Linked DNA regions of Homo sapiens: region 2 is linked to region 1. A link is an interaction called in ENCODE POLR2A ChIA-PET data of the cell type or tissue named here. Cell type or tissue: CD4-positive, alpha-beta T cell. All regions are shown on one strand. Links, peaks and the distances in the headings refer to the core of each region. The heading gives the core; the rest is flanking DNA. Region 1 overlaps TENT4B (terminal nucleotidyltransferase 4B). Region 2 has its middle 31 kb from the start of TENT4B.

Evidence for each region. Peaks named below come from ENCODE experiments on the same cell type or tissue, not always from the same donor. Only the 100,000 strongest peaks of a DNase experiment are listed, where the experiment ranks them.
Region 2: POLR2A ChIA-PET joins it to region 1 with 5 read pairs; 7 of 35 experiments call an interaction of 5 or more read pairs at or near these places.

What each region holds. Positions count from the first base shown.
Region 1 is chr16:50,195,273-50,198,193 of GRCh38, forward strand. The region is part of intron 1 of TENT4B (terminal nucleotidyltransferase 4B); the gene reads left to right. Among named protein-coding and RNA genes, the nearest start is that of TENT4B, 43 kb to the left of the region's middle. In CD4-positive, alpha-beta T cell, for the core only: no CTCF peak of the experiment used is centred there; a DNase peak (open chromatin) is centred at 1,679.
Region 2 is chr16:50,120,648-50,123,568 of GRCh38, forward strand. No RefSeq gene overlaps it. Among named protein-coding and RNA genes, the nearest start is that of TENT4B, 31 kb to the right of the region's middle. RefSeq lists silencers at 819-908, 1,199-1,258 and an enhancer at 2,483-2,921. In CD4-positive, alpha-beta T cell, for the core only: no CTCF peak of the experiment used is centred there; a DNase peak (open chromatin) is centred at 1,344.

The DNA.
Region 1 (2,921 bases), core at 315-2,814:
GGTGATACCCCCTCCAAAGCACAGCTAAGGAAATGTGGAAGGCACTCTTATCTCATCATATAGCTTTGAAAGCCTAGCATTGAAAGTACGAACTTGATTCTTTTGGAGAAATCCTTTGGCTCTCAGTGAGTTTACTTTCTATTAATGACTGTGTTAAGCGGAATGAAAACTGAAAGAGGAAAGGGGAGGAAGTCAGAATTAAGCAGGAAGAGTGAGCCCATAGCAGAGTCCAGATTTAGACCCCAAGCTACTTGGAATGATACTGGACAATTATGGGTGTGTTTAATGATGGTCCTGAGTCATGAAAACAAAAGGAGGCTTTAAATTATGTCTGGCTTAGTGTACAGCATATTTTTGTCATTATTCAAGTTTTAGCATGTAAAGAGGAAAGTGTGCAGTACTTATGCATATCATTTTCATTAATGAAACTAAATGAGGCCTCTTTAAAATTATCAGTGTTCACAGTATCTTCCAAAAGACATGTAAATGTATAAAGGTATAAAAAATATACATATAAATTTTACAATTTTGTGAGCTATATAGTAGATCTCTTATTTTGTCCATAGGTCTTAAAGATCTTATACTGTATTCAGGAATAAAGATAACTTCAGTGGGAGGCCTTTACAGGGCTAATGAGTAAGCATTATTTTGATAAAGTTCTGTGTTGTCTACAATAGATATAGTAGAAATACTCTTGGAATGGTAATCATCCCAGGCCCTGCTTTGGAGCGGAAGAAATAGTCAATGTAGAACTTTACAGTATATTGTACACAGATGTGCCTGCTAATAACTTCTGTAGACAGCAAAGTTTAAGAGAAATTAGGTGGTAAATGCAACATATGTATCTAAATAAATTTGGTCTGAGGGATTTGATAAGATGAAACAGTACATAGTCCAGAAAATTTTTATACTCAAAGAATTATAGAAAATATCTGAAATGTTTTCAGTTTTGTGCATATCCAGAAAATGTCATCCTGTGATCTGCTGGTTGGCAGCCCAATGGCAGTATTAGATGTATTGTTTTTATTTTGTTTTGTTTGCTATTTATTTGGTTAAGAGAGTTACCTAATTAGGAGTGTGAAAAAAAAGATTTATTATAGTAGTGGGCTTTTGTTTGACTTAAAACATTTTTGTTGTTACCACAGTATGAGTGCCTTGTTTGTGAAATTTGTTTACCGGGAAGCCATATACTTAGAGTAGCTTTTAGTTTATCATTATCATCATCATCATCATCATCATCATCATCATCATCATCTCCTTCATCATGAAAGGAAGAAGCTACCAATGTTGCTTTATTCTGCAAAAAATACAATAGATGCTTGTTGAAAGTATGGAGTGAAATCTTAAATATGTCTGTTAAAAAGAGTACAACTGGCCAGGGGTAGTGCCTCATGCCTGTAATCCCAGCACTTTGGGAGGCCAAGGCGGGCAGATCGCTTGAGCCAGGAGTTTGAGACCAGCCTGGGCAACATGGTGAAATCCTGTCTCTACAAAAAAAAAAAAAATAGACAAAAATTAGCTGGGTGTGATGGCATGCAGCTGTAGTCCCAGCTACAGTGGGGCTGAGGCAGGGGGATTGCTTGAGCCCAGGAAGTAAAGGCTGCAGTGAGCTATGGTTGTGCCACTGCATTCCAGTGTGGGTAACAGAACGAAACCCTGTCTCAAAAAAAAAAAAATAGTACAACTTTAAGCAGGATGTGGGCACATGCCTGTAGTCTCAGCTACTTGGGAGGCTAAGTCAGGAGAGTCACTTGAGCCCAGGAGCTTGATGCTGCAGTGAGATGTGATTGTGCCACTGCCTTCCAGCCTGGGGATGATAGCAAGACCCCATCTCTAAAAAAAAAACAAAAAACAAAAAAAAAACAGAGTACAACAACCTTTGGTAAACTTGGAATATAAAGGTGTTTCCTTAACCTGTTAAAGAGCTGATAAAGAGTGGTACTTTCAAACCAGTACACATTATGTGAAACACTAGAGACACTTCCCATTTGTTAAAAGAAAAACCTTAGCCAAATTAAATTTAAGTTTTTTTTGGAGACAGAGTCTTGCTTTGTCACCCAGGCTGGAGTGCAGTGGTGCAAGCACAGCTCACTGCAACCTCCGCCTTCTGGGTTCAAGTGATTTTCCTGCCTCAGCCTCCTGCGTAGCTGGGACTACAGGTGTGCACCACCACGCCTGGGTGATTTTTGTATTTTTTGTAGACATGGGGTTTTGCCATGTTGCCCAGTCTGGTCTTGAACTCCTGGGCTCAAGCAATCTGCCTGCCTGGGCCTCTGAAAGTGCTGGGATTACAGGCGTGAGCCACCATGCCATTTAATGGTTTAATTGAGCAAAGAATGATTTGCAAATTGGGCAGCCTCCCGAGCCAGAGTAGGTTCAGAGACTCCAGCACAGCCATGTCGTGGAAAAAGATTTATGAATGGAAAGAGGAAAGTGATGTACCGAAAACGGAAGTGAGGTACAGAAACAGCCGGATTGGTTACAGCTCTGAATTTGCCTTATTTGAACACAAGTTGAGGTTTGTACAGTTGGCCACCTTTGATTGGCCAAAACTCGGTGATTGGCACAAGAGCAGGTTATAGTCTGTTTACATCTCCATTTTGGTTATAGTTCATTATGGACAGAAAAACCTGTAGGTCAAACTTAAAATATGTAAGGAGACAGTTTTAGGCTAAACTTGATTTAACACATTAAATCCGTAACAAGACAGGATGCCTGCCCTCACCATGTTATTTGATCTTATTTTAGTAATTCTAGCCAATGTAGTAGGGCAAGAAAACTGCCTGCTTGGCTACAAAATAAACACACAAAAGTCAGTATCTGTAATATGTGACAGAAAATATAATTAAAAAAAAAAAAAAAAGCCGGGCACAGTGGCCCATGACTGTAATCCTAGCACTTTGGGAGGCCAACGTGGGTGG
Region 2 (2,921 bases), core at 172-2,671, 75 kb before region 1:
GGTCTTGAACTTCCTGGACTCAAGCAATCCTCTCGCCTCAGCCTCCTGAGTGGCTGGAACTATAGGGACTCACCACTGTGCTAGGCAAAATTGTAATGTCTTACAGACACATACACACACACAAAAAAAACTAATTATGATTTAAAAAGCTAGACAGAGATAATATCTTATAACTCAAGGTTTTTCAGCCATCAACACATAGATGTTGATTAATCATTCAACATTAATTATGGTTGTGTTTTTCAGGTCCTGTTTTAGAACTTTGAACAGGTCAATAATCTTGTATTGCTGTGGTCACAGTCCCTTGCTAATTACTGAAGGTAAATAAGATGTGATCACAAGAAACAGTCCACTCACTGTGTCTCACATATTCTCTATAGCCCTAAGAGAAATGACTTCCATTATATTTTAAGTTGGTTATATTGGCTAGTTTCTTTCTTTTTTCTTTTTTTTTTTGGAGATGGAGTCTTGCTCTGTCGCCCAGGCTGGAGTGCAGTAGCACGATCTTGGCTCACTGCAACCTCCTCCTCCCAGGTTCAAGCAATTCTCCAGCCTCAGCCTCCTGAGTAGCTGAGATTATAGGTGCCCACCACCACACCTGGCTAACTTTTGTATTTTTAGTAGAGACAGGGTTTCACCATGTTGTCCAGGCTGGTCTCGTTCTCCTGACCTCAAGTGATCCATCTGCCTTGGCCTCCCAAAGTGCTGGGGTTACAGGTGTGAGTCATCGCACCCAGCTATATTGGCTAGTTTCAAAACAGATCAGGGGCTATCCATTTGAAACCGTCCCACTAACATGATATGACAAGGTTTGTAAGTGATAAGCTTGGCAGCTTCGATTTCTGGCACAAGGTGTGTGGCCTCCCAGAGCTCTAGCCTGTCCTCTCTGACTCAGTTTTTCTTGCTCTGTAATGGGTTCTGTCCATTTGTCAGCCTGCAGATTTTCAGCTGGATTTTTTTTTCATGTCAGCCAAATAAATACAGAAATTGCTCCCCCCACCCTGATTATAATCATTTTGGCCACATTTTTCAAAGCTTACTCTTAGACCATCCCAAAACTCCAGGGTAACTCCATATTATTATTCAAATTTTTTCTCAAATTAAATGTCTGTTAGGCTGGTTACACAATCACAATAAGGGAAAAGCTTGGCCCTTTCATTTTGCATTTTACCTCAGAGAAGGTCCTTGTGGCTTGACTTTGCACATTACTGGAAACAGAATTTGCCTTTCTGCTCCTTTGTGAGGTAGTCAAAGCACGATGTGCATGTGGTTCCAAACACATTTAATTCTGTAGCTATTCTTTTGTTGAAGGCGCTCACCACAAAACATCCTGGAGGGGGATTACGGGGCAGGTGCAACAGACAAGGGTGTTTCCCGGATGGGGAAGGCAGAGCGCCAAGTAAAGGAGTAAGTGCTGAAGAAGGGATTTTACTTGAAATTGGAAGTCATAGGAGCTATTTGGTTTTGGGGGTGCATGTTTAAGTGATACATTTATAGATTAAAAACGAAATTCAGGCCATGTGCTGTGGCTCACACCTGTAATCCAGTACCTGCAGAGCCCCTCCTGCCTTGGCCTCCCCCAGAAAAACAAAGAATTTCAGAGTCAATAGCACGTTATGTTTTGACTACATCACAAAGAAGCAGAAAAGGGCCAGGCACCGTGTCTCACGCCTGTAGTCCCAGCACTTTAGGAGGCTGAGGCAGGCCGATCTTTTGCGTTCAGGAGCTCAAGACCAGCCTGGCCAACGTGGTGAAACCTCGTCTCTACTGAAAATACAAAAAAATTAATCGGGCATGGTGGCATGCACCTGTAGTCCCAGATACTTAGGATGCTGAGACAGGAGGATAGTTCGAACCCAAGAGACAGAGGTTGCAGTGGGTTGAGGTTGTGCCACTGTACTCCAGCCTGGGTGACAGAGTGAGTCTCCATCTCAAAAAAAACCCCCAAAACAAACAAATGACAACAACAAAAGCAGCAGAAAGGTAAATTCTTATTTTCCTCTTTTAAAAAAATTTCCTTTGTTTTAGGAATTCTTTTTCCAGACATGTGTCAAGCCAAGCCATGAGGGCCTTTTCCAAGGTAAAATGCAAAACAAGCGGGCCAAGCTTTTCCCTTATTTTTCCCTCCTTGCCTAGGAGTTTGAGACCAGCCTGGGCAACAGAGCAAGACCTCGTCCCTACAAAAAAATGAAAAAAAAGAAAACAAAAACAAAAACAAGTGGCTGGGTGCAGTGGCTCATGCCTGTAATCCCAGCACTTTGGGAAGCCGAGGTGGGCAGATCACGAGGTCAGGAGATCGAGACCATCCTGGCTAACACGGTGAAACCCCATCTCTACTAAAAATACAAAAACAATTAGCCAGGCATGGTGGCAGGCGCCTGTAGTCCCAGCTACTTGGGAGGCTGAGGCAGGAGAATGGCGTGAACCCAGGAGGTGGAGCTTGCAGTGAGCCGAGATGGTGCCACTGCACTCCAGCCTGGGCGAAAGAGCGAGACTCCGTCTCAAAAAAACAACAAAAAAAAGTAGCTGGATGTGGTGGTGCTTGCCTGTAGTCCCAGCTACTCAAGAGGCTGAGGTGGGAGGATTGCCTGGGTCCAGGAATTGGAGGCTGCTGTGAGCCATGATCACACCATTGCAGATCCAGCCTGGGTGACAGAGCGAGACCCTGTCTCAAATAAATAAATAAATAAATAACAGTTCAGAAGAGTATAAAGTGAAAGTCTCAATTTTTCATGGATTTCTTATGCTCTAGTTTTCCTCCCCTGGTCTTCTGTTACTTCCATGTATACCCTTCTAGAGATAGACGATGTGTATGCACATAGACAGGGCACTCTTATGACTGGTAACATATTATAACATTGGCCCACTTTGTTTGCTATTTTGCTTTTCTGTAACAATATACTCATTCAACAAATATTTAT